Linked DNA regions of Mus musculus: regions 1, 2, 3, 4, 5 and 6 are each linked to region 7. Evidence: chromatin loops called from intact Hi-C (ENCODE). Cell type or tissue: gastrocnemius. All regions are shown on one strand. Region 1 holds the start of Git1 (GIT ArfGAP 1). Region 2 overlaps Git1 (GIT ArfGAP 1). Region 3 holds the start of Trp53i13 (transformation related protein 53 inducible protein 13). Region 4 overlaps Git1 (GIT ArfGAP 1). Region 5 overlaps Taok1 (TAO kinase 1). Region 6 overlaps Efcab5 (EF-hand calcium binding domain 5). Region 7 has its middle 23 kb from the start of Taok1.

Region 1 (4,000 bases), 140 kb before region 7:
AACCCTTCTTCCCCCATCTTCAAGCTCTAAAGCTTGGCTGTGGTGAGGTTGGGGGTTCTGCAACAAAGTTTGGACTGTGTGAGCCAGGGTCCCTCCCAGGCAGTCCCTGAGCCAATAGGGAGATAGGGTGGCCGGGGTGGGGGGACGTGAATCATTCTTCCTCTGCACGCCCTGTATTCCAAGAAAGGAGAGAGGCCAGCATGCATTTAGAGGCTAGGTTGCCCTTTTGCCAGATGGCCGGCTATCACACGAAGCCCAGGTCGCTTTCCCTTTGGTCTCAACGCCCTGGCTGCCACGTGCTCCAGACGCGCCCACACAGCGAAGAAACAAAGGCAGCCAAGCGACGGGGCTGCCAGCAGCTGCCTCGACATTTAATAAATGAAATTCCATAGCTGGGGGTCGATCCGGGGTGAACGGGCGGCCACTGCTCCTGGGCTGCGCGCCCAGTTTCAGCTGCTAGACTGCTTCCCACCTCCATTGCTGCGGCCACCAAGCCTACAGACTCTTGGGTATGAGTGCAGCATGGTGTGGCATGACCACCACCCTTTGCTGGCAGAAGCCCCACCTGCTGAGCTACTGGTTGGGGGTGGGGGGTGTCTGCAAGATTTTTTTTTAAGGTGAGATTATAAATATATCCTGTGGATCACAATTTCAAACAAACTTGTCAATCTGGGTTGCAGCAAAAGGCGATGGAACTTTGCGTGTATTTTGGGTGGTGTGACTCATAAGCATTACTTGTCTCCCCCTAGGGAAGGAGCCTGCCCACCCACAAGTCACTGCTGCTCTGGCATTGCTGGGAGAAATAGACCCACTCAGACACCCCTAACCAAGGACTCCCCTCAAACCTCCGTTTTATTACTGAGCAGGAATCCCTAACACCCAGGAATCTCCCTTAACTCTGCCACCGCTGACCTGCCCCTTCCCCTACGAGCGCGCCGCCGCCCCTCACCCCCCCCCCCCCAACCTGGTGTTGTGTGCTTTTGCCCTCTCCATAAGCTGAGTTCTCTGACAGCCCTTTTGCGGCTGTAGGGGTGGGGGCTGGGCACAAACGGGTCACACGTGTATGGGGGAGCATGCTCAGTGTGGGGTGCACCCACGTGCAACATGCACTTTAGTTCCTTGCTCCCCCCACCCCCGTCTCCATGAGAAGTCCAAGAAAAAAAAAATCCTTACAAAAATTGGCTCCTGTTATAAGCATATGCTTAGGATACATACACACCCGTCGGGCAGCCCGGAAACATCGTTGATGTACACGAAACAGATAGCAAGTTATTACTGGTGCACACAACACTCTTAATAATCACCCAGATTCTTTGCTTTCCTATTTGAAACAAGAATGATGTATTTTTAGTCCCACAGAGAGGGAGTCACAGTTAAGTGACCTCTCGGGCACCTGGCCGTCCATATTGGTGGTAGTGAGTGTACACCGCAGGGATATGGCCACAGACCCACCTGGACACACTGACTTGGACACAGGGGACCAGAACACACACCTCACCCCAACCCAGCCTCTGACCGCTAGGAGCATTGTGCCTGGGAATGCTTCCTGTCCACCCCGATCCCCACCACGTCCGTCTCTCGGTTTTTGGGCCGAGCGTCCCCTGGACCACTCCCCAATCGGAAAGTGAAGGTCAAAGTGCTAGCGTGTGTCTCGGTTGCAGACCAGGCGGGCGCGGGCCGCGGCTCCTTTAAGAACCCCCGTCCACTCCCGCCTGCGCGCAGGCTTCCTTTCTCCGAGAGGCTCAGCCACGGAGCTGAGCGGAGCGCCGGGGCGGGGTGCGGGCCGCCCCTCCCCCGGTGGGCAGGGCTTTCACTGCTTCCTGCAGGAGCGGCCTGGGCCGCGCAGGGGGCGGGGAGAGCGGCGAGCGGCGGCGGGGCGGCGCGGGGCGGCGCGGGGCGGCGCGGGGCGGAGGGCGCCCGAGGGCGAGCGGGCGGGCGGGCACGGCGGGTTCCGGGCCAGCCCCGGGGGCGGACGGTTGGCCGCGCGCGCGGAGCCTCGCCGGGGCCTTGCGGGAGCCGGGCCGGGCCGCAGGGCCGCCGCCGCCGCCCGGGCCCGCCGCCCGCGCCCCCCACGCTGGCCCAGAGGGCTGCGGCCGCGTCGCCGCTGAGGATGTCCCGGAAGGGGCCGCGAGCGGAGGTGTGTGCGGACTGCAGCGCTCCGGGTAAGCGGCGGGATCGGGTCGGGGGCGGGACCGCGCCGCAGGCCGCCGCCGGGCGGGCGCCGAGGCCTGGCGGGAGCGCTGTGCCGGGCCGGAGGGCGGGGCGGGGGCCACTGCGGAGCGGCGTCCTTGGCGGGAGGGCCGGCTGCGGGGGGCGCTGTGCGTTGGAGCCGGTGAACGGGAGGGAACCGCCTCCCACCTCCATCGCGGCATCCAGACGGAAGCGCCAGCCTGGTGTGGCAGGAGGGCTGTGGCGGAGGCCGGCAGGCTGTGGGAGGTGGGCGCTAGGATGGTTTGTGTCATCCCTGCCACCCCCGCGTCTTGCACCTGCTGCTCACATGGCCCGCGTGCCCGCCGGAGCGGTGGAGGGCAAGGGGCCTGGATACGAGCTCCTAGGGAGCACCTGACAGGGGCAGCTACTCTTAAGACTCCCCGCCCCTGCTTCCCAAGGCTGGGGCTGCTTAGAGGGCCCGGTGTTCAGGAACAATCTAAGCATGGGCATCTTCCCCGGAAGCATCTCCAGGCCTGCTGGTGTCTGGGAACATCTAGACTCAGCTTTTCCTGTTCCGGGTAGGCCTGTTGGAGAAGGTGTGCTAGGTATTGGTTCAGTCTAGACGCCGATCCCTCCTGGTCTCTAGCTCATTGGATAGGAGAAAGCGGTGAGGTTGCTTATGCTCCCCTGGTCCAGCTGACTCCTGAGCGAACTGGACTTACACACTGCTTCCTCCCTACTAACCAGCAGAGTGAGTCGGTCTGAGCTGCTGTGAAAGCCCCCTTGGCTTGCTGAGGAAGTGAAGGGAGGGCAACAACTCACCAGGCTGGTCCCTTCTCTGGGAGGACACAGCCGTTGATGGGACTCAGCAGCTGGCTGGAGGCAGGAAGTTCTGGCCTTTGCCCATCCTCTATAAAAGAAGCTGTGTCTCCATACAGTCTCGGGGTCTTATGGACTCTGGGTAATGAAGATGTGATTAGGTGAGAGTGTGGAGTGCTGATATGCAGGCCCATAACTTGTAGTCACCCCTTAAAATCCCAAGATCTGACCGTGAGCCCAAGGAATGATGGTCCTGTAATTCTCATGATCTAAACTGGAGTACTGGGAGTTGTGGGTAGTTGCAGAGTCATGAACATGGGACACCTTGTAGGTGACTGACCCTGAGACCTCCTTAGGATATGTCACGGTTTGGAGGGTCCTAGAAGATCCGTTTACAGATGGACATCCATACCCCTAGTTAGCTGGAAATGACGACTCCCTTTCCCCGGTTGGCCTTGAATGGATGAGCGGTGTGTCTGTGGAGCCTAGCAGGCCCCATCAGGGGAGCCAGGGTCAGGTAGTAGCTTTGTTTCCAGCTTATTCTATGATGCTTTGCTCACTCTGGGTCTCAGGTGGAACAGAAATGGATTTTGAGGACCCTTGCATTTCCCAGTCTACATTCTTGGTTCTGGAGCAGATAGAGTCTGTGACTGGCTGGCTGCAGCCTCTGGACACCCAGTCGGTGCTGGGAGGAACAGGGTGTGTTAGATGTTAGGCCACTGAGCTCATAGCCCCCATCCTCATGTGACAGAGGCAGGCCTGCCTCAGGATTCTTTTCTTTTCCTCTCTCTGATGCAGAATGCAAATTACTAAGCAGATGGGCAGAGCGTTGACAGTCTTCCTCATTATCCCACCTTAGCACCTAGTGTGTAGTGTAGTGATTGCCACGTGGCAGCCATTCCCCAGGTACAAGTGTTGGTCTTTGTCAGGAGTGCCCTGTGCCACACTGGGTCTGACAGACAATGGCATCCTTGATCTAGGCCTATAGCATCCCAGACAAGAGAGCATAAGCATGCCTGACCTTCTCATA
Region 2 (4,000 bases), 130 kb before region 7:
GTGGTTGCTGGGATTTGAACTCTGGACCTTCGGAAGAGCAGTCGGGTGCTCTTACCCACTGAGCCATCTCACCAGCCCCGGCATGAGTTTTCTTTAGAGACCTTCCTATGGTTGGCACCAGTTATCTTATCCTGATGTCCCTTCTGATAACCTGGTCACACTAGCCCTCACCTGCCTGTGGAGCAGCTAGAGGAAGACACTGCCTTCCCCAGGCCTCATGTTCCCTACCCTCCTGCCCAGTTTGCAAGGAGCTTCTTAGAAACCCTTCCTGGCCCTTCCGTTTCAGATCTGGTGGAGGTGGGGTTTGCAGCTCCGTTGGCTAGCCAAGGTCATTTGGACCTAGAGTACAGGTAGAATTGTTAGACACAGACTTCCTATCTGTGTCATCCAGAACTGAGCTGGCACCAGTGTGACTAAGATCAGCAGTGTCCCCTGCCCTCCCTTCCTGTTGGAGGTCACAGCAGGGGAAAGGAGGACCCTTCTCAAGCAGGGAGAAGGTGCCAGGAAGGCTTTAGAGCTTGAGGCTCTGGGACCACTGGCCCAGAATGTCAAGCTGGTTCCTGTAGGCCTGGCTTCTCCACAGGGCCACAGGCCTCGGGTGGAGGCCTCAGGACTGGCCGCTTCTGATCCCGGCCTGGGCGTCTCCCCACTCACAGGAAACCCTACCTCTTCAACAAGAGGAATTTAGGCTGCATCATTTCCCGCTTCCTGCCTGGGCTGCAGGAGGTGACTGGCAGGCAGACCCCCTGACCCAGTGGTGTTTGGGAGTGGGGGAAGGGAGTTTTCCATGCCCTAGGGGGGCGTGGTTCTCATTGTTTGGGTAAAACCAACACAAAAGTACTCTAGGGCTCCCCCTCTTGGCAGAGGTGGCTGATCTCTTCCCCAGTTCTTAAAAGTCATCTCCTGGGAAGGTGTGTGGTGGTCACTGTACATCCCTCCTTGCCTTGTTTTGTGAGATTCCAAAAGAAGCCCGAATCCAAAGACAGCTTTCACTTCCCATTTCCACACTGTACTGGGGGACACCCCCAACATGGGCAGCAGTTCAGCCCTGACTCAGTCTGCTCATGATTCTGGGAACTCTGATGGTGACGTTGGCTCCAAGGGCCCAAGAATTGTCTTATGGATGGGAGAGATTACTCTAGCCCCTGAGAGCCTCCACTGCTGAGCATCCTGAGTTCTAATAAGGCGAGGCAGAGAGCCAGCCCCATCCCCCAGAACAAGGCTTCCTGAGCCTGGGTGGGGGCCTGGGCAGAGCAGAGTGTCCTGGAAGAGCGACTCCCTGCCCCCACTCTGGACAGCACACAATGGCCGCTTTCTCCCCCATGACCTTTCCTTTCTGTAGCCTGAGCCCTGTGCAGTTGTCTCCTCCCCTTTCCAGAGGGACTTGGTGTGGTGGCATCTCTCCTACCCTGAGGACCCAGGAGCTCCATCCATGAGCCCCCATTCCTGTTTCCCAAGTTCATTTCACCCCAAGGACTAGAGAGTGGCTCCCCAGACTCATCCTGAGGCTGTGGGAGCAGAGGGCAGCAAGTTTAGGCTTGGCCTGGTCTCTGGCAGTGAGGTGTCTGGCTCTGCATTCCAGCAGCACTCCTTATTAGCTGTGTGACCTTGAGCAAGCCCTTTGACCTCTCTGAGCTGTTTAATCCTCATCTGTAGAGCAAGATAGCACTTCCTGTAAGGAATCATGGGCTGAATACTTGGCTGTAAACGCTGAGTACTCAGACAAGGTTAGTCCCGTTGTCCTGAAGGCCACAAACCCACATTGACTGTGGCCTGAGGCTGGAGCAGGCTGTCAGATGGGGTCTAACAGGAGCATATCCAGGACTGTGTGATGTGTGGCATCGGGGTTCCTGCCTCCCTATGGAGTGGCTGGGTGGCAATATTAATCCCTGAGGAGAGGCTGTGAGACTGATCGCCGTGGCTGTGGGATAGGAAGCTGTACCCGCTGAGGAGCACTGGGGACCCTGCATTCCCAGAGGAGTTAGAGGAAAGGGCTGGTGGCCAACTTCTGGGCTCCTGAGGAGACTGAGTAAATGTGCCTGAAGCACTAAGCATGTGCCAGCCCCTGATGAGTGCTCTGGAGGTAGGGCCTTTCCTCTGGCCCCTAACAACTTCCCACCTCTGTTCCCCCAGACCCTGGCTGGGCATCTATCAGCAGAGGTGTGCTGGTTTGTGACGAGTGCTGCAGTGTGCACCGGAGCCTGGGACGACACATCTCCATTGTCAAGCACCTGCGCCACAGCGCCTGGCCTCCTACGCTGCTCCAGGTAGGGACTGAACCAGAGACTCTTCCTCCCAGTGTGCAGGGTCCAGGTACCCTGGGGCCCCCACCCTCAGCCTCATGCGCGCATGCAAATGCACACACACACACACACACATGCACACACACACACGCCTATTCACAACATGCGGCCCCCCCCCCACCCCCCCCCGATCAGCAGCTTGAACTCATATCTGGACAGTGTGCTGAGCAAGCTCTGAAACGTTCTGAAGCTTGGCGAACCCACCAAGGCAAGCCAGCGTGAAGTGCTAAACAGGACACATGACTTTGGGTGGCCTGAGTGGATACCAGACACACTGTAGGACCCTTAGGGATGTTTCCAGCTGTAGCAGGCACTTTGGGAGTATCTCCCTCAGTGCCCAGCATGCAGTGGACACTCTATGCTTGGCATCTCTTCCCCACAGATGGTGCACACGCTTGCCAGCAACGGGGCCAACTCCATCTGGGAGCACTCCCTGCTGGACCCTGCGCAAGTGCAAAGTGGCCGGCGCAAAGCCAACCCCCAAGATAAAGTCCAGTGAGTGGGGCTGCAGGGGCAGTGGGCAGACCGTGTGCCTGGGACGGGGCCTGAAAGGTCTCTTCCCTAAGCTTCTTGCTCCCATTGCTTCCTGTGTGCTCCAATGCAGCCCCATCAAGTCAGAGTTCATCAGGGCAAAGTACCAGATGCTGGCGTTCGTGCACAAGCTTCCCTGCCGTGATGATGATGGGGTCACCGCCAAAGACCTCAGCAAGGTGTGAGGGGCCCCCTCCCACACCCACGACACCCGAGGCCTGGGTCCCAGAGGCAGTAGGGCCAGGGGAAGCAGGAAGTGCAGACACTCTGGGGCTGTGTCATTCTGCTGATGGCTAAGATGCCTCTGCTCCCAAGTGGATACACAAGGCCTCCCGTCCGTCTGCCACTTGAAAGCTAGGGAACCCTGAGGTCGAGGGCCTTGCTCAGCTATTCAGAGCCTTCATTTCTTCACCAGAAAAATGGGAAAGTAATCACAGGCCCACCTCTAGCTGGTATCTGTTCCAAGCAGAGCTCATGGAAGATAGTGACTGGCAACACAACCGCTGTTATTAATTGGCATTATCCTGTAGTTAGAAGCCCTCTGGCCTGCCTGACATGGCCTGGTTTTGGCCCTTTGGAGCTGTAGGAGTACCAGGAACAGCCAGTTGTGGGGTTAGGGGAGAAGTTCCTTGGGCACACGTTATCTGTCACACTCATTTATTGCACACTCTGCTCCTCGCAGCAACTGCACTCAAGTGTGCGAACAGGCAACTTGGAAACATGTCTGCGCCTGCTTTCCTTGGGTGCCCAGGCCAACTTTTTTCACCCAGAAAAGGGCACTACACCTCTACATGTGGCTGCCAAGGCAGGGCAGACACTGCAGGCTGAGCTGCTGGTAGTGTATGGGGCTGACCCCGGGTCTCCTGATGTCAATGGCCGCACACCCATCGACTATGCCAGGTGAGAATCAGCTAAAGGGTGAGGCGTAGGTGGAGGGGAGTGACTGCTGCTGTGTGGCTGAGCCGTGTCCCCTCCCCACAGGCAGGCGGGGCACCATGAACTGGCAGAAAGGCTAGTTGAGTGCCAGTATGAGCTCACTGACCGGTTGGCCTTCTATCTCTGTGGACGAAAGCCTGGTGAGCAGAGAATGAGCTGGGCCTGACTAGGCCAGGCAGGTGGGACCCAGACACACCCAAGCAGCAGGTGCCATAGTGACAAAGCCAGCT
Region 3 (4,000 bases), 120 kb before region 7:
ATGAGCCTGGATTCACATGTGTGGTGAGGGCCTGTGATGCTGGAGAAAAACGAATCAAGAAATCAGATGAAGATAATGCAAGTCTTAAGTCAGACAGGGGAAATCAGCCATAACAGGTGGATTGTAAACATAACTAAAAATAAATAAGTCATAAAGTCAGATGGATTCTGAACAATGAAATAACTTAAACAGAAGGATTACATGCAACAAAGAGACAGCCACGTCCGGTGGTGTACCTGCTGTAATCCTAGCCCTTCAACGGGCAGGAAGATCAGAGCTTTAAGGCCATTCTTGGAGGGGGCTGGAGAGATGGCTCAGCGGTTAAGAGCTCAATCCCAGCAACCACATGGTGGTAATGAGATCTGACACCCTCTTCTGGAGTGTCTTACATACACTACAGTGTACTTACATATAATGATAAATAAATCTTAAAAAAAAAAAAAGGAACACAGTAAAAATAAAATAAAATAAATAAGACCATTCTTGGCTATAGAAGAAGGTTGAAACCAGTTTGGGCTACATGAGACCCTGTGTCAGAGAGAGGTGGAGGGCTGGAGACACAGCTCAGTGGTTAAGAGCTTTTGCTCCTCTTCCAGAGGCTCAGTTCCCAGTACTCAAATGACAGCTCACAACCTATATCTCCAGATCCATCTCTTCTGAATATACAAACACACAGGCCTCAGGCAGTGGCACAGGGTTTTAATCCCAGTACTCTGGAGGCAAAGGCAAGTGGATGTCTGTGAGTTCAAGGCCAGCCAGGTCTACTGTAGTGTATGTAGAGTGAGTTCCAAGACAGTCAATGCTACATGAAGAAGTGCTATCTTAAAAAAAAAAATCAAAAAACCAAAACTAACCAAAGTTAAAAACAACAACAACAAAAAATACCCCACAGGCAAAATTCATACCCATAAAATAAATATAAACAATTTTTAAAAAGAGCATTCATTAAAAATTGAACTGTTTACAACACATTAAAGCACACATTGCTAACATGATATAGTGTTTTGCAATCCAAGCACTATTCACTCACTTCTCAAAGCTGAAGGGACAGAATGCCATCTCTTGCAGAAGAAAATCAGAGCCAAGAAAGACAAGAGAATCCAAATCACACCAGCATTGGGATATAGGTTGTTTTTGCTACCTTCAGAGTAACTTGGAGTTACTTGCCATGCATCTAGCTACTCAACAGAACCCCTGACCCCACACTACCCATCTGCCCTGGGACTGGCAAGTGGAAGCCTCACCTCTTTCTACACAAAGTGGTAAGGAATGGACTGAGAGCCAAGATAGATAGAGGTAACCTGCGAGGCACAGTCTGCCTCCAGGGAAGGCTCCCAAGATGGGCTACTGGTTGTACTTACCTGTCCTTGGCTCACCTGTGTGTAAGTCACTCTTGGTAACACCTACACATGAGAAAAGAAGAGAGCAGCTGGGGACTTCGTGTTGGGTGTGAAGAAGGGGACAACCAGCCCCAAGCCCTGGGCTGAGATGAAGACGCTGGAGACTGAGGGCAGGAGAAACCACAGATGTCCCAATCGGGCGACCACCGAGGGTGCAGCGAGGCCGTTCAAACCCTTCTCGTCCTCGGCCCTACAGGGTTCCTACCTGTGGAGGCACAGGCCACAGGCCTTCAGGACAAGGGGTTCCTGCCTCCTCCGCCGGCTCAGCCACCACCTGTGGGTCCAAGGCGAAGAGCTGGGCGTTGGCCTCTGCGAGGGCCCCGCCCTTTCGGTTCTAGGAGTAGAGGCGCGGACGGATGGAGGGGCCTCCGAATCCCCTCGCGCGCGCCACTCTTTCCAGGACAAAGTTGAAGCAAAGCGCTTTGAGATTCCCCCGGCCAAGACCTTACCCGGAGCCGGTCGCCTTACCTCGCGAAGGCTCAGGAGCCCCACCAGGGCTACCAGAAGCAACCGGGGCGGAGGTGGAGGAGGATGAACCATTTCAGCTGGGCCAGCAGTCCCGCCAACCAACTAGCTGCAGCGCCACTCGCTCGCGCGCGCCCGCGACCCCGCGCCGCTCGCGCGCCCACGTAGACCGCGGCTCGCGCACTGCCTTGCTCCCTCCTCGCCCGGCCTCGTGCCCCGCCCCCCCTACCGCCAGGCCCGCCCCCGCCCCGCCCCGCCTCGCCTACCGCCAGGCCCGCCCCCGCCCCGCCCCGCCTACCGCCAGGCCCGCCCCTGCCCGCCTCCAGGCCGGCGCACGCGTCCTGAACCCAAAGCCGGAAAAGTTAGTCGCCAAGGATCTCCTGGTCTCCAAGCCCATGGAACCACCTCCCTCGGCCGAGATGCGTCCCGGAGCGTTTGTGCGACCATCAGAGCGCAACTGTATCGCCTGAGTAGAATCTTGGAACCCCGCAAAGGGCAGGAAGTGAGATCCTTAAGGACCGGGTGACCCAGGTGGAGACTTGTGTGCTCTTTTGGCAAACCCGCTCAACACGGAATTATGAAATCCTAGCTGTCCCAGAGAGAAGGTCCCGGCTCTAGCGCTTCACCTTCACGTTGCTCCAGTCCTGCTCTCGCTAATAATAAGAACTGAGCCCCGAGCTGTTTTGGGAGGGTCTTAGGCCCAGAAGCCTTAAGAAGCCAGAGCTTTCTTGATTCCCGCTCTCCTTTGCCCAAGGAAACACTGGTCCGAGGAGCTACAGTGCTCAGCTCGGCCTCCCTTGCAAGGGAGCGCTGCAAAGGAAATCCAGCTAAGGATTGACGCCCAATCAAAAGTTTGAAACAGGCCTGCGAGATGGCTCAGTGGGAAACGGTGCTGGCCGCCAGCCTGACGACCAGAGTTTAATCTGTGGACCTAAGTGATTGAAGGAGGGACCTGATTCCCACAGATTGTCCTCTGACCTAGACACACACACATACACACACCCCTAAACAAATCTTTTTAGGTTTGAAATACATCAAAAAATAGTTATTTCAGGCCTCTCCCATGTGCCCGGACTTATTTCACCCACCCCTGCAGAAATGACCAGATGTTGATCTGACCTAAAGAACCACACTTCTCTCTACCAAAGCCCCACCGCGGGGCTAAGCATCCCTTAATCCTCTCCCTCAACATATTCGGCCAGACTCGAGCCTCTTTCCTTTCCTACAGTCCTTCTTGATAAGTAGTGGAGACGCCTAACTCTTGGAAAGCGTCCTTGGGGGTGGGCTGGGAAGGCCACAAGTGTCTACCGGCTAGTGCCCGGATGCCCTCCAGAGAAACGACAGCCACCTCCCTCAAACTCGTGGTCAGGGTCAGATGCTTCAGTCTGCCTCTGGCCAGGTGCAGAGTCCCAGCCCTACTGAGTTATCGCCCAGTTGCTGGTCCTGGCTGGGCGGCAGGGCCAGGCGAAGGAGAGAGAGATAACACGTCTCTAGCTGCAAAGGCAGCAGCGAGTGGGGAAAGTGAAGCCAGCGAGGGATCAGCGCTTTGCTCCCTTCTTGCTTTTTTGCTACTCCTCAATAGCGGATCCTGAGGGTGCAGTGACCCAGGGTCTCCCCTGGAGCCAGACTTCATTGAGGGCAAGGGTAGAAGCAGGCACCTCCCGTTCACCCAGGCCTCCAGCCTCACCCCCTCCCCAATCCTTTCCTAGCACTCCTTGTTCCGCTCTCTCTGGTTGGCCCTCAGGTCCTCGCTCCCGCTTTGTGGCCCGGCTCTCTTTCACCCTCTGCTCCAGCTTGTCGCAATCGCTGTACAAAGGGCTGGGGGCGGGAGTGGGGGGGCGGGCGAGGGGAGCTCGACCCGAACTGGCTGTCTCCTCCTGACCACGACCAATCCGGAGCGCGCGCGCCCTCCTGCTTGGGAGGACTCTTGACAGCCACGGGCGGCCGGGCGGAGCCGCGCGGACAGAACGAGGAGCCCGACGAGAGGACAGCTCCGCTCCCCGCAGCCCAGTGCCTCCCTCCGGGGACTGTCCTGCCAGGCCATGCCTCCGTGGGCGGCCGCTCTAGCGCTGCTACTGGCGGCGCTCGCCTTGCTCCTCCTGCGACCCTGGAAGCGCGCTGTCGGAGCGCGAACC
Region 4 (4,000 bases), 120 kb before region 7:
CTGAGAATTGGGGTGGAGGGTATTGCTAGGGTCCTCTGGCTCTGGAACTCAGAAATCTCTCATCTAACTACCCCCTTTCCCTGACAGCTTTGTACCCTGTTCAGAAAAGATACATTTGGCTGTGACTGAGATGGCTTCTCTCTTCCCAAAGGTACAGGGGCCACCGAGAAGCAGAGTGGGAGGGCCTTGGGGTGGGGCAGATGCAGGTAAGCTGACTGCTGCCTGGGTGGAGGTGAGCACAGTGAGCCAGTCAGAAGCCCGGCTTAAAGTCCAGAGCTCATCGGCTCCTCACTCCTCCCTCCAGAGGCCAGCCCTGGAGCCTGTGCGCAGTTCACTGCGGCTGCTCAACGCCAGCGCCTACCGGCTTCAGAGCGAGTGCCGGAAGACAGTGCCTCCAGAGCCGGGCGCCCCTGTGGACTTCCAGCTGCTGACTCAGCAGGTGATCCAGTGCGCCTATGACATCGCCAAGGCTGCCAAGCAGCTGGTCACCATCACCACCCGAGAGAAGAAACAGTGACCACTTTCCCTGCCCTTACCCACACCCTGGGACCTCACTGGCCATGGGAGCTGGGCCACTCCAGACACTAACCCACCCCCAACAGAGCCACTGGCACAAGTGCCCTTAGTGCCACCGTTTTCCTCTGGCATCCAGGTGCCCTGGTGCCCTCCCCTCAAGCCCCAAGGACAGAAATGTGAGGTGACAGGAGCCTCTGTCTCCCACATTCCATACCCTCCCTCTGTACATAGCATCCCTGCCCTGCTGATGTGCAGGAGCCTCAAGGAACCCCTCCCAGCTCTTCACCTGCCTTCCAGGCGCCCTCAGCAAAGGGTGTGGGGCAGGGACACTCCAGATGGGGCAGCTCCGCCTACTGCACCCTATCCCCATGAGCCAGTTTAGCCCTGGGGGGCCGAGCAGGGGCACCCCCTCCTTTGTACATTATCTCTGGATGTCTCTGTCCTGTAGCCAGCAGCCCCCCCTTGCTGCTCTTTCATGCCAAACGGCCCCTGCCTAGAGCACAGGCCCCAACTTGTGTGCCAGGGTCCCCAGCAGCAAACACTGGAAAGTCTTTTCCTCTCCCTACCCCTTAATTTTAACTCTGTGGTAACTGAGTGTCCCTGCGTTCCTGCAACTGAGGATGTGAGCGGCAGTGCCGTTCCAGAGACCTGGCCCACCTGGAGCTCTGAGGAGCAGGGGAACCAGAGTAGTGGAACCAGCATTGGAAGTCAGCCCCTCTCCCCCCACCTGGGACAGGGAGACTGTCAGGGTCACCAGCTGTGGTCCAGTTGCTGCCCCTACTTGTATCCCTGTCCTATAAACTTAAAAGGAAAACCACTTCCCTCCATCTCTCCCCGACCCCTATGGGAAGTGTGCTGGCCAGGCAGAGGACAGCACCTGCGCCTGGGGCTGGCTCCCCAGGGTCCCCAACTCAGCTGGTGGCTGTGGAACTGAGCCCCTCCCCCTAGCCTCTGCAAGGCCAGCACCCACATCACTACCTGCACCTACAGTGACCCACCCCTGAAGGCCTGGGGATCTGGCTGCAGCTGGGAAGGCCGGCAAGGCACTGACAGCACCCACCAGCTCTTCTCCCCAACCACCTTCCCTAGCCTGTGGTGGTGGGTAGCTGTCAGAACGTGTGTCATGTACATTTGTATCAAAAATAAATAAGTGACCATGTGCCACTTCTGATGTCTAGAGGTTGGAGGTGGGGCTTAGCCCAGTATTCAGTTCTTGGTTCAGGTCATTGTTGCTGCTACTTACCATGTCCTCTCTCTGCAATCCTTGCAAGGCTGAGGCAGGACAGCAAGCTTAAGGTTGGGGGTGAAGAGTCAGGAGTGTGTGTTGGGCGGAGAGACTTGCAGAAAGGTGAGCTAGTGAGAGGAGTGCCAGCACCTGAGCACCAAGCCACTTGATTAGAAACCGGCCTGATGTGATTCGAATAGCCCTGGGCCACTGACTAGAGACCTGAAAGGAGTGTGACTGAGGGCAAGAGACAATCTCCCAACGACTCCGAATTCTACTAAAATAATTTAATTAGAAACAGGAATTTGTATCAGGAAAGCTACAAGGCTACTCTTCCAGGAACCAGGTGAAGCCTCCAGGGCCTCTCGGCCCGCCGCCAGGGGGCGCCCGCGGACGGCCCACGTGGCAGCGGTCGCAGAGGGGCGGAGCCGCTCAGTCGGAGCTCTCCGAATCAGGGCCACTATCCGGTGTGGGTGGGAGCAGGGGCCGTCTGCGAGACCGCTTGATCCGGCGCGAAGGCAAAGGCAGCCTCCGTTTCAGGAGAGCTGTGGGAAGGTGAGAAGTCAAGGGCAAGGAATTCCAGCCATTGGGCGCACCAGAAAGGGGGAGGGGGGCTCTTCTCACCAGCCACGGTGTCCTGGCTGTCTGCCGTGGGCCCCCAATAGATACTCTCGCTCCTGCGGAAATTCCGGTGCAGTCGCGTGCAAAGTGTGGCCAAGGTGAGCAGGACTAGTAGGAAGGTCAGGGCCATGGCAGCCCAAGCCGCCTCTTCAGTACGTGGAGTGGGCCCTCGGGCTACCCGGGGAGGCCCTGCGGCCCGAGGAGCTGGGGAAACCTGACCCGGACAGGCACAACCTCCATGGTTGCCTTGCCCACTGGGCATCTGAGCCTCTGTCCTGGACCTACCATTGCCTCCAGGTCCCCCAGTCGTTAAGGAGACCGGGGCCACAGATGAGGTTCCCAAAGTCAACTGCTGGGCCTTCAGGCTCTGTGAAGAGGCCAAGGAAACCCTCAGGCCTGGGGGCGTGGATTGGAGACCAAGGGCAGCCCGGAGACCCCTTCTCTTCACAACACTGATCGAGGACCGCCCGGATCCTCTAGATGTCACCTGTGCACCAGGAGGTCGCCAGCTCCGTAGAGCAAAGGCCAGAGTCGGGGCCTAAGGAGAATAGAAAAGGACTCAGCCCCTACTCTCTATTAACCCAATATTCTTGCCAGCAAGCCTGGTCCCAGCACCCCTCACCTGTACACACCGTCTCCCACACAGCTTCCCTCTTCTGGAGGCTGGCATCGTGGGAGTGGGCCCAAAAAGATTGTCAGAGAGAAACCACACACTCTTTCTCTGCTTCCGCCGCCGCTGCCTCTTCAGCCAGTGGGCAACCCAGGCTGGCTCTATCCATGCCAGCTCCAGTGCAGTCCCCCATGCTGTCAGCACCAAGGGCTATGAAAGAAGGTGACGTAGAGCTAAGATGGAAGAAGACCCTGAGTTTTCCTTCCTCTGCCCATAGTGCCTCGCTCTTCCGTAGCACAACACCCTAGTTTGGGGGTGGGGGGAAGAGGAAGAGACAGGTTCTCACTGTTCTAGAATTCAATATGTAGACCAGGATGGCCTCAAGCTCAGAAATCTGCCTGCTTTTGCCTCTAGAGTACTTGATTAAAGATGGTAGCCACCAAGCCCAGGTTTTTTGTTGTTTGTTTTGGGTTTGTTTTGTTTTGACATTTTTAATTTCTTTTTCTTTTAGCACATCTTTCACTAACCACTTACCCGGTCCCACGTGAGACTGAAGTCAGGAATGAGCGTGGGCTTAGCCACATACAGGTGGGCCAAGAGTGCAAGCTGGAGCTTCAGCCAGGGGTGGGCACAGGGGTGGTAGAAGAAGGCGATACCCTCAGCCTGGAGGAAAGGCAGAGATATCAAGCCAGGCCCAGCACCCTCCCAGAGAATCACAGCGTTTCCTATCCTAGGTGCCAGGATAAGGAGGTTACCAGAAAGTGCCCATCCACTTCCAGGAAAAGGCAAAGGGTCTTGAGTACTGAGATGTAATCCTTTCTAATTCACTTCTCTTCTCCATCAAGTGCACACCCCCCCCCCCCAAAGATGCACCTCTGGGCAAGACCACATGGCTGTAACCCCATTAGACTCCAGACATGCTCCCTAGCCCCCACACACGGTGCTGGGGATCGCACTGACCCGTGTCCCTGGCCCTCAGACCCCTGCATCTGGAGGTATAGGTTGTGAGCTGTCACGTGAGTACTGGG
Region 5 (4,000 bases), 56 kb before region 7:
ACAATTCCCAGCAACCACATGGTGGCTCACAACCATCTGTAATGGGATCTGATGCCCTCTTCTGGTGTGTCTGAAGACAGCTACAGTATACTCATAAATAAAATAAATAAATCTTACAGAAAAAAAAAAAAAAAAAACTGGAAAGGAAAGGAAAGAGGATGTAGTAGAACAAAGGTACTATTTCCAGAATATACAAAGATAGCACATGGAAGTTTAACTAACTAAAATATTATTTCCTACATATTTTCATTTCCAGATACATATGAAATTATTCCTAGTCCAGAGCAGACAATAGCTAGAATTTTGTAAAAGTAACTGGATAGAAAGAAATAAGAGTATGGAGGGCAGAACTAACCCTGTGGTAAGGTTACTGGGTAACTGGGAAGAAAGATCTAATCACACTTCTATTTTTATATACACAAGCAGAAAATTAAAAACAGCAAAACTCCTCCAATTCAACTACCAGTCTATGTAATGACTGATACAAAGTAAATGTGTTTTCATAAAACAGAAGCAAAAAGACCAGGGATGCCTGTTGTTTCAAACCAATAAGGAGCAACGTGAGAAACTGTCTGCTGCAGCAGATATGACAAAACAGCATTAAGCACTTGCCGTTCCTCTAGAACCTCAGTTTGGTTCCTAACACCCACATCAGAAGGCTCTTCTCTCTATCACCTGCAACTCCAGCTCCAAGAGATCTGACACCCTCTTCTGGTCTACAAGATCACCCAATACATGTGGCTTACATTCAAAGATACAAACTTCAAAATTTATTTTAAAAAGAAAATTTAAAGAAATTTTGTTACAGTTTATATGGCATGTCTATTTCCTCTATTTGAATATTAGCCATGTTTCACACCCATACCTAATATATAATACACAGAAATAGTAGTAAAGTAAATTTGGAAAGAATAAAAAGATGAATGAAAAAGGAAAAGACAAAAAAGCAGTTACAAAGGCAAACCTGCAAATCTATATTTAAAATTAAGTATAAAAATGGTAGTTTAAGTAGCCGGGCGTGGTGTCGCAAGCCTTTAATCCCAGCACTTGGGAGGCAGAGGCAGGCGGATTTCGAGGCCAGCCTGGTCTACAGAGTGAGTTCCAGGACAGCCAGGACTATCTCAAAAAACCAAAAAAACAAACAAACAAAAAAAAAATGGTAGCTTATTTTCAGGAAAATATTATCTTAGAAAGTATAATCACCATCAATACAAGATAAAACTATTCTTACCAATATGGTGTTCCCACAAAAGAATTGGCAGGGGAAGCCATGGAAGCAGATCCAAAGTCAGCAAGTTTCACTTGGCCTGGTTCTGTCAGAAGGATATTTCCTGCTTTGATATCTCTGGTTTAAGGAACACAGAAAATTATTCAACTTTCCTTCATTAGAATATATTTAAAATTATAAAAAAAAATAAAAATACTATAAGAATGAAAATAAAAAGTAATCAAGTACCACAATAATTTCTCATCGTAATAATTAATATTAGACAATAAAAACAGAATTCAAGTATAAATATGCTAACAATAGAATAGTTAACAAAGCAATAAAAAAGGTCAACTGTATTACACTGCGTATTTTTGAGCTTGTTTATGACTATGAACAAGCGCTTTGAATTCATAAGATTTCTATACTTCCCCTAAAGGAAATGTTAAAACATTTTTCTTTAGAAAAGGAAAAATAGTCAAGAATCTTCCAAACTTAGTTTGTAACAAACCAATGACTCACTCCATTTCTCAAATTTCAGTTTCCAATTAAACATGAAAACTGAAGGACATGGGTACTATACTATCAATGGTCCCAAGTTCACATTCAAATTTACTTTTCTGAATAAGTAAACACCCTATCCAAACTAAGCTAAGGTATATGGACTTTTACACAATGGGACTATATGTCCCATAGGTGATAGAATACCTACTTAACTTTTTATATATAAATAAATGTATAAATAAGTAAACAAATAATTATACATGTATTTATTCATTTTTACATTTATTTATTTAAAATGTAGGGGTGCTTGGTCTGCATATACACCTGCACCCCAGAAGAGGGCATCAGGTCCCTTTATAGATGGTTGTGAGCTACCATGTGGTTGCTGGGAATTGAACTCAGAACCTCTGGAAGAGCAACCAGTGTTCTCAACCACTGAGCCATCTCATCAGCCCCCTATTTCACTTTATAAAACTTAAAATAGAAAAAGCATTTACAAGACTTATACATTCTCATACATGTAATACTAAGTATAATACACTTTGTGAATGGGAAAGCACTTTCTCCCTGTGATTGTGTGTGTAGTGCTGGAGATTCGCAGGACGTATGCATAGGTGGTACTTTGGAGATAAGAAAATACATTCTAATTCCAATTTGGCCACTGCCTCACTTGCTACTATAGGGATTTCTCTTGGGTTTCACTTATGCTCATCTAAAAATAACGACAATCCATTAACTCAAAATGACCTGACCGCCTAGTTTAATGTTTACTGCCTGGATCACATACACCATTTTTTAAATGCTAGTATCTATGAGAAACAGACAAAACTAAAACTAGATTATAGAACGGCTTAACTCTAATGACAATATAACTTTATCAAAATGATTAGGAGTTTATGTTCAGAATTAAAAAGGTTTTGGTCCATGTCATGGAATCAATGAAACAAATCTGCCATTATTAGTTATCAGGAAAAAAAGATCTGTTAAATTCAAGCTCTAATCTATTTGGCCTTGCAATCTTAAAGAAATTATAGTCACAAATTAGAGCATTAATTGTACAAGAAGACAAACTTTATTATCCTGAATATCCCTTCCAGTTTGCAAACTAGGTAAACAAACTACAGTTAAGATCCATAAAATACATGCGCTTTAGGAAATATAACAACACACACAGACAAGAGAAACAACTTGTTTTATTCTAAACAGATCAAGTATATACTGTGTTCTTTCTAATATGTGAACGATCTAAATAATTTACTATATATATTTATTATATATATATATGTATACTATTTGGCTAAAGTAAACAAAAACATCAAAGACATTCAACTCTGTAAAAGTAATAAATTCAACAATCCATTTGGTTGTCAGTATATGATAAGTTTTGTGTCACTTACCTATGGATCATGGTATGAGAATGTAAATAAGCTAGTCCCTGGAGAGCACCATGTGTAATTGCTGCTATTTCCACTTCTTGTAATGGCTTTTTATGAACTGAAAGTAGAAATTTATTTGAAAATAATCACACAGAATATTTTTGTTTTAAAAATATATAAAGATGGGTTAGTGGGTAAACTGCAAGCTTCAGGATAAGAGTTGAATGCCCTGAACCTACATAGTGGAAGAGAATCAACTCCTTGAAGTTACCCTCTGGCTTCCACACATACACTGTGGTGTACATGCACACAATGCACACAGCACATATCCATAAAAAATAAATACAAAAATAATCTTAGTTTTAAAATATGTATGAATATAAAAACTGACACATTGTTATTTGTATAGTATGCGTGCATGGTATGTGTGTGCACCAGTGTATGTATGGTCAAAGAACAACACTGATCCTCACCTCCTACCTTGTTTGAAGTAGAGTCTCTTTGGTATTTGCTTTGCTTTTTTTGTTTGTTTTTTTTCAAGACAGGGTTTCTCTGTATAGTCCTGGCTGTCCTGGAACTCACTTTGTAGACCAGGCTGGCCTCGAACTCAGAAATCCACCTGCCTCTGCCTCCCAAGTGCTGGGATTAAAGGCGTGCGCCACTACCGCCCGGCGGTATTTGCTTTTCTACATATGCTAGGCTAGCTAGTCCACAAGCCTCTTTTCTTTGCTTCTATCTCCCTGTGGCACACTGGAATTACTGAAGCACACTACCATGCCTAACTTAAGTTCTGAGGATCTGATCTCAGGTCCTAATGTTTGTGCAGCAATTGCTTATTCACTGAGCTATTTTCCCAACCCATACAAGGGTTACTTTTTAAAAAGCAGACATTCAGCAAGACAGTTTCCATGGT
Region 6 (4,000 bases), 530 kb before region 7:
CCCAACAGTAAAAAAAACGAAGATCCCAGGGGCCCATGATCCAATACGTGGATAAGTGAGCTATAGCATATCCACGTATAGATAACTCAGGAATAAACAACTACCATTCACCAAAATGTAGACGAACCCTGCAAACACTAGGATGAGCAAACAAGACACCACCGATTGCATAATACCATTTGTACCAAAAGTCAGGACAGGCAAATCCAAACAGACAGACAGAAAGCAGATACACGGTTGCTCGGGAACAGAGTGCGAGAAGAGGGAGCCAGCACTAATGGGCTACAGCTTACTTTTGAAAATGTCATAAAATTAGATAGTGTTAATGATTGGTGTACTATCCAAACGGAGTAGTTCAGAACGCACGAGTGTATGTGACGTGATCTATGCGTCTCTTGCTTTCCTTCGAGACAGGCTGGCTTGAACTTGTTATGGACTCAAGGGTGGCCTCTTAAGCCTCTCAAGCTCTTAAGTGAGCGTAAGGCCTCTCAGCCTCTACCTCCCAAGTGCTGGCGTTGCAGGCTGGGGCCTCCATGCCTCCTTTTCTGTGGGATCGGGCGTTGATCCCTCAGCCATGCATATGTGTGGCATGGACCCTAACAAAACGACCTATGTCCCAAGTTTGGAAGCTCATGTTTTTTTAAAATGAGGTATCTCATTTAAAACACACACACACACACACACACACACACACACACAAAACAAAAAACAGACAATGAATGGATCAATGTGTCTCTGGTTAAAGAGTTTCCCCCAATCTGGTGACAGAGAGAGAGGAAGTCAAACAGAACCTCCTGAGTCCCCAAAACTCCTAAATGTCTTCAAAAGGATTTTCCCCGGCAAAGTTCAAATCAAGTACGAGTGATGAAGTGAAAACGTTTTCAGACATAAAATCCTCTTCCTCAGACAACCACTACTGGAGGAGGGCACAGAGGTCAAGGGCTTGCTCAGCTAAGTGTGGGACCCTCGGTCCTAGACCCAGCACTTAAGGAAAAGCCAGGAGAAAGGTAACTGCTATTGGGTAAGGACGACCAGTGAGAGACTTTGGAGCTGTCAGTCCTGAATGGGACACTGTTATCGAACTCCTCCCCTCAAGGCTTAAGGTCTGTGTGGAAGAGGAGACAGACAGACAGACTGACTGTAAGAGCCAGAGGTGGGGGATGAAGCCAAGGAACAACGTCTTCTAGACCCGACAAGGTTGCTACACGTACGAACTCACAGAGACTGTGACACGTTCAAGCTAGACAAAATCCCAGCACAGAGAAGGGGAAGCGGACACAAAGTTCCATCCCTAACCAAGAAGCTATTTGGAGATGGTTCCTGCTGGGAAAGGGACACTCAGTTTTCCCGGGTGGGGTGTCTATCAACCACACTCCAGATCCTATGCTCTTCCCGGCATGTCCAATCTCGGAGAGAACCTGCAGATATTGCCGGTACCATCTCATGCTTCCTGAATAAGAGATTTTTTTTTTTAACATAGCCTGTTTTTTTTTTTGGGGGGGGGTTGTTTGTTTGTTTGTTTTGTTTTGTTTCGAGACAGGGTTTCTCTGTATAGCCCTGGCCGTCCTGGAACTCACCTTGTAGACCAGGCTAGCCTCGAACTCAGAAATCCGCCTGCCTCTGCCTCCTGAGTGCTGAGATTAAAGGCGTGCGCCACCACGCCTGGCGATTTTTTTTTCAAAGCTGCAGGAAGGCCACACAAACTTTGTATAATAGATTGCCCCTGCCACAAGGGTCCTCTCCTGACACAAACAGAAAGATGCACCCAAAGAATGCTTTCTCTTTTCTCAAGAATGGAACTTAGAATTTCCTGATAGAATTTTATCTAAATGAGAGGGGACTGATATATCCCGGTGACCTAATAGCTTTGTTGGTTGCTACAGAGACTGATAACACTAAAAGGTTGTTAGTTTCAAAAGGGAAACCTGCCAATTGTTGGTTTCTGGCTGCGTCCCGGTCTATAACTTGCAGTTCTGATTTCTGCCACACGAGGGCACTATCGGAAAGCAAAACGCAGTATTTCCGTGGTCAAGGATGCTGAAGGAAAGGCTAGAGTTCAAAGACTGGGCGAGTGGTGGAAATTTGCATGTGTTCTGAGCAGAGCAGGTGGCTCTAACAGGCAAATTTGAGGCAGAGTCTAAAGAGATTCCTTTGAGGCATTGTGTCCTGCCACAGGAGCCTTTAGCAGCTCCCCAGATTGGGGGATGGGCTTATTAAGGACACACACCTGCAGGGTGTAGAATGGCAAGGCCTGTCCCTTATGCTTATTCCTTATGTCAGAGGGACTGGATTGAAGATCGGTGGGTGCCTATGTCCTTGTCCAAGAAGGGGAACATCACTCAGGAACACAAGGAATCCTGGCATTAAGCTCTAGGTGGAGGGGCTGGCAAGTTGGCGGGGTCAAAGAGGAACAAGGTCACAGGGAGAATACCAATTAGACAAACTGGTCTGCTGGAGTTCATTATAGATGTTAGTTCTCCCCCAAAGGAGGAACCAGAGACTAAAGGTGGGGGTAGGGCCAGGGAGACTGAGGTTGAAGCTAGGCATCCTGGGGGACAGATACAGGCTTCTCTGAACTCCAAAGTCCTCAAATATAAAGTATATGAGAGTATACACTGGGCAGGTCTTAATGATACAGGTCTGTAACCCTAGCCACTTAGAGCCCAAGGCAGGAGGATCACAAGTTCAAGGCCTGCCTAAGCAATTGAGTGAGACTCTTTCAAAATAAAAAGTAAACAGAGCATAGGAGGTCTAGCTTGGTGGTAGAGTGCTTACCGAGCAAGTATTCAGTAACACACACACACACACACACACACACACACACACACACAGAGCAAACAGTAAACACTATCCAGTTGTTTTTATTGCTGATTGCCGATGTTACTTGTTCCCTTCAACGATCGATCCTTAGAAGTCAGATCTGTGTGGTGCCTGTGAATGTAGGCTACCATGACTGAGCTCAGAGACATGAACTGTTGCTCATATAGAATTCCAAATAGAAGTTTCAAACCGGATTCACATTACTCATGGTGCACACTAATTCTCTGGGAGCCCCAGGCACTCTTAGGCTTCTGGGAGTGCCTCACTGTCCTAGCAACATCCTGATGGCATCACCACACCACAAGCTCAGTGCTCTGCCACCCATGTCTACAGCCTGAGGGGCGAGGCTCCCATCCCTGCCATTGCTTTTATCTTTTCCTTGTCCCTGGGGTCTCTCAGTTCTGAGCTTCGCAACCTAATATATGTATCACAGAAGCCCAGAAAGCCTCCTACTTGGTGGAGGAGAGGGAGAGAGAGAGAGAGAGAGAGAGAGAGAGAGAGAGAGAGAGAGAGAGAGAGAAGAGAGAGAGAAGAGAGAGAGCCGGAAGAAACCTGCATCTGTCCTCAGGGTGCTTAGCTCCAGGCTTGGTCTCCCCAGCCCTACCCCAATCTCCAATTCTTCCTTCGGAGAGAACTAACAGAGCCACTTCACTATTGATGATAATAATGTTTTTTTTTTGTTTTTTGTTTTGTTTTTCGAGACAGGGTTTCTCTGTATAGCCCTGGCTGTCCTGGAACTCACTCTGTAGACCAGGCTGGCCTCGAATTTAGAAATCCGCCTGCCTCTGCCTCCCGAGTGCTGGGATCAAAGGTGTGCACCACCACGCTCGGCTTGATGATAATGTTTTTGTTTGTTTTCTTTTGGAGACCGAGTCTCACGTGCAGCGCTGGCCTTGGGCTTGCAGGTCCTTTAGATCCTGGTCTTTCACACCAGGTCAGAGATGAGTGTTTCCTCAGCTGCAAAGTGGAGCAAGCAGCTTTTACTGAGTTCACCTGCACGCCTGGCCTGAGGCGTCCGGTGGAGGACTCCACGGCAGAGCAGGACTTTGCCTGTTGTGTGTGTATTTGCTTTTAGGTGTGGCCGATTCTCTGGCAAGTTCCATGTTACCTCCAACCCGAGAACCTCCTGGCTCTGCACTCTTGCCAACTCTCCTCTGAAGGGGCCACACTCCCAGCCTTT
Region 7 (4,000 bases):
AAGACAGAGTTGGAGTCCTAGAATCCACAGACAGGTGGAGGGAGAAAGAAGAGAATTGACTTCACAAAGCTGTTCTCTGACCTCCACAAAAATACCGTGCATACACACATATACACACACTAAATAAAATCAAATGAGGTTGGGACAGAGGGAGGGAGGGAGGGAGAAGGAGGGAGGGAGGAGGGAGGGAGAGAGAACGAGAGGGAGGGAGAAAGAGGAAGGGAGAAAAGAAGGGAGGGTGAGAGAGAAAAAGGGAGGGAGGAGAGAAAGAGGGAGGAAGGGGAGAGAGAAAGAGGGGGGAGAGAAAGAGAGGGAGGAAGAGGAAGAGAGGAGAGAGAGGGAGGGAGGGAGGGAGGGAGAGAGAAGACAGAATCTGAACCTACAGTTTCTGTGCCAGGCATGTTGTAAGTCAATAGTCAGGTTCCAGTATGGTTTTGAGGGTGTAACTCAGTGGTAGAGTGCTTCCCTACCACAGGTAGAGGCCCTGGTTCAATGTCATACACAGAAAATAAATAAATCTAGAACCTTTTGTTGTTGTTGTTGTTGTTTGTTTGTTTTGTTTTGTTTTGTTTTTAAAATAAGATGTCTCTGTAGCCCTGGCTGACATGGAATTCATTCTGTAGACCAGGCTGGACTCAAACCCAAAACCTCTGCCTGCCTCTGCCTCCCGCGTGCTGGGATTAAAGGCGTGTGTCACCACACCTGGCTGAAAACATTTTATGAATAGCAGGATATTTATTTTAAAAGCTATGGCCAGGCGGTGGTGACACACGCCTTTAATCCCAGCACTCGCCAGGTAGAGGCAGGCAGATTTCTGAGTTCGAGGCCAGCCTGGCCTACAAAGTGAGTGCCAGGACAGCCAGGGCTACACAGAGAAACCCTGTCTCATAAAAACAAAAACAAACAAACAAAAAACCAACCAACCAACCAAACAAACAAACAAAGCTATGGAAAGCTGGGCAGTGGTGGCGCAGCCTTACTAAGATATAGACTAGATAGGAACTACAGATGAATACACTGTCACAGAGTGGGATGGTTCTCTGGCTTCTGATTGGCTGGCCCCAACGCCCAGCTTTTCCACTATCTTACTTCCGGAGCAGAGAGTAAAAGGATAAAATTAGGAGGGAAGACCAAGGACAAATGGGGAAGAGTCTTGTATGCCATTCTCATTAGCTCAGGTTTTACTCTGGAGCCTTTAAGAAGTTAATGGAAATGTATGAGCCAGAAATATCTTGGACAGATAGATATATTTGTTAGCAAATTCAAGTCTTACTCCTCTTTAACACTTAGAATTCCTCCAGGGCTATTTAGCCTGTTTGGGAGAGTGACACTGCCCAAGTCTTCTTTTCATATTCTGCCCTCTAGTGGTAAGAAGGAAAACAGTTATTTCAGTAACCACCACTGGGAAAGGATTTTGTTTGCTGCTTTGTCTTTTTTAAAAATTGAGGTAAAGGGGCTGCAGAGATGCTCAGCAGTTCCCAGCACCTAAATGGTCGTTCACAACCATCTGGAGCTCCAGTCTAGATACCTTCTTCTGATCTCAGGAAAGAGATGATGCCTGCTTTCCTCACACTCAACTTACCAATCAGCTATTTTTACATTTATTTACTTATTTACTTATTTATTTAGTGTGTGTGTGTGTGTGTGTGTGTGTGTGTGTGTGTGTGTGTGTGTGTGTGTGTGTGTGTAGGTCATATGACAACGTGGAAGAGTTGGTTCTCTTTCCATCATGTGGTCCTAGGGATCAGGCTTGGAGGCAAGTACCAGCAGAACCATCTTCCTAACACTGTTTGTTTGTTTGTTTGAGACACTGTTTCTCGTTTAGTCAAAGCTGACCTCCAAAGCCATATGTATCCAAGGCTAACCCTGAACTCCCTATCCTTCTGCCTCTCTGCCTCCTAGGTAAGGGGATAACTGACCTAAGTCACCTCGCGCAACTGTACACCAACTGATTTGCTCTGAATGTCAGTAACTCCTGTTTCTCTCAGAAAGACTCTCAGCTGAGACCTCACATTCGTTTCAGGATCTCCCGCAGCTCCTGAACATACACTCACCACCTGGTTTCTCACACTCACCCCCACTCCCACCTCACCGCACTCCACCATACCTCCCCTCCCCACCTTCACTGTCTTGGCTGCTTTTCCATTCACGGACTAGGCAGATTTTTCTCAACCGGCGGCCATGAGCAGTCAGCAAAGGATGGGTCTGCTGCCACCAGGTGGTACTGTAGTGAAGTGCACATTTTTCTTGGAACCATTTCCTCTCAGAAAGTTCTTACAACTTGGTGGTTTTAGTGGCTGACACCTGCCTTTCTACATCTGAGTTGTAAAAGGATAGTGCTCTCCTAGGCTCAAATCTAAAGAATGAATTTGGAGAAATAGAAATCAAGAGTGGAGTCTAAACCGGGCGTGGTGGTGCACGCCTTTAATCCCAGCACTCAGGAGGCAGAGGCAGGCGAATTTCTGAGTTCGAGGCCAGCCTGGTCTACAGAGTGAGTTCCAGGACAGCCAAGGCTACACAGAGAAACCCTGTCTCGAAAAACAAAAAACAACAACAACACCAAAACAAAACAAAACACAACAAAGAGTCAGTCTGGATAGATGGCTCAGAGGTAAAGAACGCTTTCTGCTTTTGCGGAGGACCTGGGTTTTGTTCCGAGTAAGTACCTGGTCCCACAACCAGCTGTTACTCTAGTTGCAGAACACTGAATTCTTTCTTCTGACCTCCGAAGACAGCAGGCATACATCTTTTTATACACTCATGAAGTAAAAATAAATAAAAATCTTTAAACTTTTCACATAATCGCAGGAGCTGCCCCCTCCCAGACACAGATGCACAGCGAATTCTTCATTACTGACATTGCACGGGTATGAGCAACATGCTCACAGCAGCTTCAAGAAGGGCAGGCCTGCCAAAGCATTTTCCCTGTTTCATTTGAAAAGAATTCTCTTCCCCATACCTTTACCCTCAGTCCTTTGTCCAAAGTCCCTGTGTCTCTAAGACAGAACTATGCTGATGGTAGAAGTAGAACAATCCACTCATGTCAGAGCTGGCAAGACGGCTCAGGGGTAAAGAGCCATGTAAGTTGACTGCCTTAGCTGGATCCCTGGAACCCATAGCAGACAAACAGAAATGACTCCTAAAAGTCCTCTGGCCTTCACCTGCAAACTGAGGCATGTGCTTGTACCACAAAAATGCTAATAATAAGTAGAATAAATTTAAAGAAGGAAATGTTGACTGGGAAAAAAATCAGGATCTCTCCTCAAAAACCCCAGTTGTTGGGGCTGGAGAGATGGCTCAGAGGTTAAGAGCACTGACTGCTCTTCCAAAGGTCCTGAGTTCAAATCCCAGCAACCACATGGTAGCCCACGACCATCCTTAATGAGATCTGACCCTCTCTTCTGGTGTGTCTGTAGACAGCTACAGTGTACTTATATATAATAATAAATAAATCTTCGGGCCAGAGCGAGCAGAGGTCCTGAGTTCAATTCTAGCAAATACATGATGGCTTACAACCATTTGTATAGCTACAGTGTACTCATATACATAAAATACATAAATAAATCTAAAAAAAAAACCAGTTGTTCTAAACTCTCTATGGCAACAGTCCTTTGGCATCTTCACCAGGTTTAAAGAAGTTGGGTCACTGGTCCCCTCGGTCCTTCACTCAGCACCCAGTGACAAGGTGGCCCTGTAAATCCTAGACACCCCCTAGAAGGGAGATTTTGTGACTGAGCACTGTGCTTTTCTTTTCTTTTCTTTTCTTTTCTTTTCTTTTCTTTTCTTTTCTTTTCTTTTCATTTCTTTGGTTTTTTGTTTGTTTGTTTTGTTTTTGTTTGTTTGTTTGTTTGTTTTTCAAGACAGGGTTTCTCTGTGTAGCCCTGGCTTTCCTGGAACTCACTTTGTAGACCAGCTTGGCCTCGAACTCAGAAATCTGCCTGCCTCTGCCTCCCGAGTGCTGGGATTAAAGGCGTGCACCCTGCTCTGATGTGGTTTCTTA

Evidence for each region. Hi-C counts contacts between places; a loop is a spot of excess contacts. Peaks named below come from ENCODE experiments on the same cell type or tissue, not always from the same donor. Only the 100,000 strongest peaks of a DNase experiment are listed, where the experiment ranks them.
Region 1: a loop joins it to region 7, with 3 times the contacts of the local background. A loop is called at or near these places in 19 of 42 quality-filtered maps.
Region 2: it touches region 7 in a loop (2.3-fold over the local background); 21 of 42 quality-filtered maps call a loop at or near these places.
Region 3: a loop joins it to region 7, with 2.7 times the contacts of the local background. A loop is called at or near these places in 18 of 42 quality-filtered maps.
Region 4: a loop joins it to region 7, with 3 times the contacts of the local background. A loop is called at or near these places in 20 of 42 quality-filtered maps.
Region 5: a loop joins it to region 7, with 2.1 times the contacts of the local background. A loop is called at or near these places in 7 of 42 quality-filtered maps.
Region 6: a loop joins it to region 7, with 2.0 times the contacts of the local background. A loop is called at or near these places in 12 of 42 quality-filtered maps.

Annotation. Positions count from the first base shown.
Region 1 is chr11:77,491,473-77,495,472 of GRCm38, forward strand. It overlaps Git1 (GIT ArfGAP 1), which reads left to right and starts at 1,940. Exons shown (of 20, transcript NM_001004144.1): 1 at 1,940-2,162. The coding sequence starts at 2,111. In gastrocnemius, CTCF peaks have their summits at 1,555 and 2,338; DNase peaks (open chromatin) are centred at 195, 395, 1,076, 1,769 and 1 more place; H3K4me3 peaks cover 3,984 bases; H3K27ac peaks cover 3,808 bases.
Region 2 is chr11:77,496,832-77,500,831 of GRCm38, forward strand. Git1 (GIT ArfGAP 1) reads left to right here. Exons shown (of 20, transcript NM_001004144.1): 2 at 2,134-2,267; 3 at 2,686-2,798; 4 at 2,908-3,013; 5 at 3,517-3,734; 6 at 3,816-3,910. Among named protein-coding and RNA genes, the nearest start is that of Git1, 5.4 kb to the left of the region's middle. In gastrocnemius, a CTCF peak has its summit at 865; DNase peaks (open chromatin) are centred at 818, 1,972, 2,322 and 2,735; H3K4me3 peaks cover 1,677 bases; H3K27ac peaks cover 3,772 bases.
Region 3 is chr11:77,511,292-77,515,291 of GRCm38, forward strand. Trp53i13 (transformation related protein 53 inducible protein 13) reads right to left here and starts at 1,982. Exons shown (of 7, transcript NM_001024920.1): 1 at 1,869-1,982; 2 at 1,606-1,674; 3 at 1,362-1,403. The coding sequence starts at 1,940. It overlaps Abhd15 (abhydrolase domain containing 15), which reads left to right and starts at 3,826. Exons shown (of 2, transcript NM_026185.4): 1 at 3,826-4,000. The coding sequence starts at 3,908. In gastrocnemius, no CTCF peak of the experiment used is centred here; DNase peaks (open chromatin) are centred at 2,059 and 3,840; H3K4me3 peaks cover 3,356 bases; H3K27ac peaks cover 2,683 bases.
Region 4 is chr11:77,506,092-77,510,091 of GRCm38, forward strand. It overlaps Git1 (GIT ArfGAP 1), which reads left to right. Exons shown (of 20, transcript NM_001004144.1): 19 at 88-151; 20 at 305-1,683. The coding sequence ends at 517. Trp53i13 (transformation related protein 53 inducible protein 13) reads right to left here. Exons shown (of 7, transcript NM_001024920.1): 4 at 3,507-3,635; 5 at 2,985-3,182; 6 at 2,366-2,900; 7 at 2,008-2,286. The coding sequence ends at 2,174. Among named protein-coding and RNA genes, the nearest start is that of Trp53i13, 5.2 kb to the right of the region's middle. In gastrocnemius, no CTCF peak of the experiment used is centred here; a DNase peak (open chromatin) is centred at 2,152; H3K4me3 peaks cover 893 bases; H3K27ac peaks cover 967 bases.
Region 5 is chr11:77,572,465-77,576,464 of GRCm38, forward strand. It overlaps Taok1 (TAO kinase 1), which reads right to left. Exons shown (of 21, transcript NM_001364134.1): 7 at 3,109-3,205; 8 at 1,232-1,345. Among named protein-coding and RNA genes, the nearest start is that of Taok1, 33 kb to the right of the region's middle. In gastrocnemius, a CTCF peak has its summit at 2,043 (motif pointing right); no DNase peak of the experiment used is centred here.
Region 6 is chr11:77,098,339-77,102,338 of GRCm38, forward strand. The region is part of intron 17 of Efcab5 (EF-hand calcium binding domain 5); the gene reads right to left. Among named protein-coding and RNA genes, the nearest start is that of Nsrp1, 22 kb to the left of the region's middle. In gastrocnemius, a CTCF peak has its summit at 1,986 (motif pointing right); a DNase peak (open chromatin) is centred at 1,996.
Region 7 is chr11:77,628,367-77,632,366 of GRCm38, forward strand. No RefSeq gene overlaps it. Among named protein-coding and RNA genes, the nearest start is that of Taok1, 23 kb to the left of the region's middle. In gastrocnemius, CTCF peaks have their summits at 1,373 (motif pointing left) and 2,214 (motif pointing right); a DNase peak (open chromatin) is centred at 2,188; H3K4me3 peaks cover 511 bases; H3K27ac peaks cover 548 bases.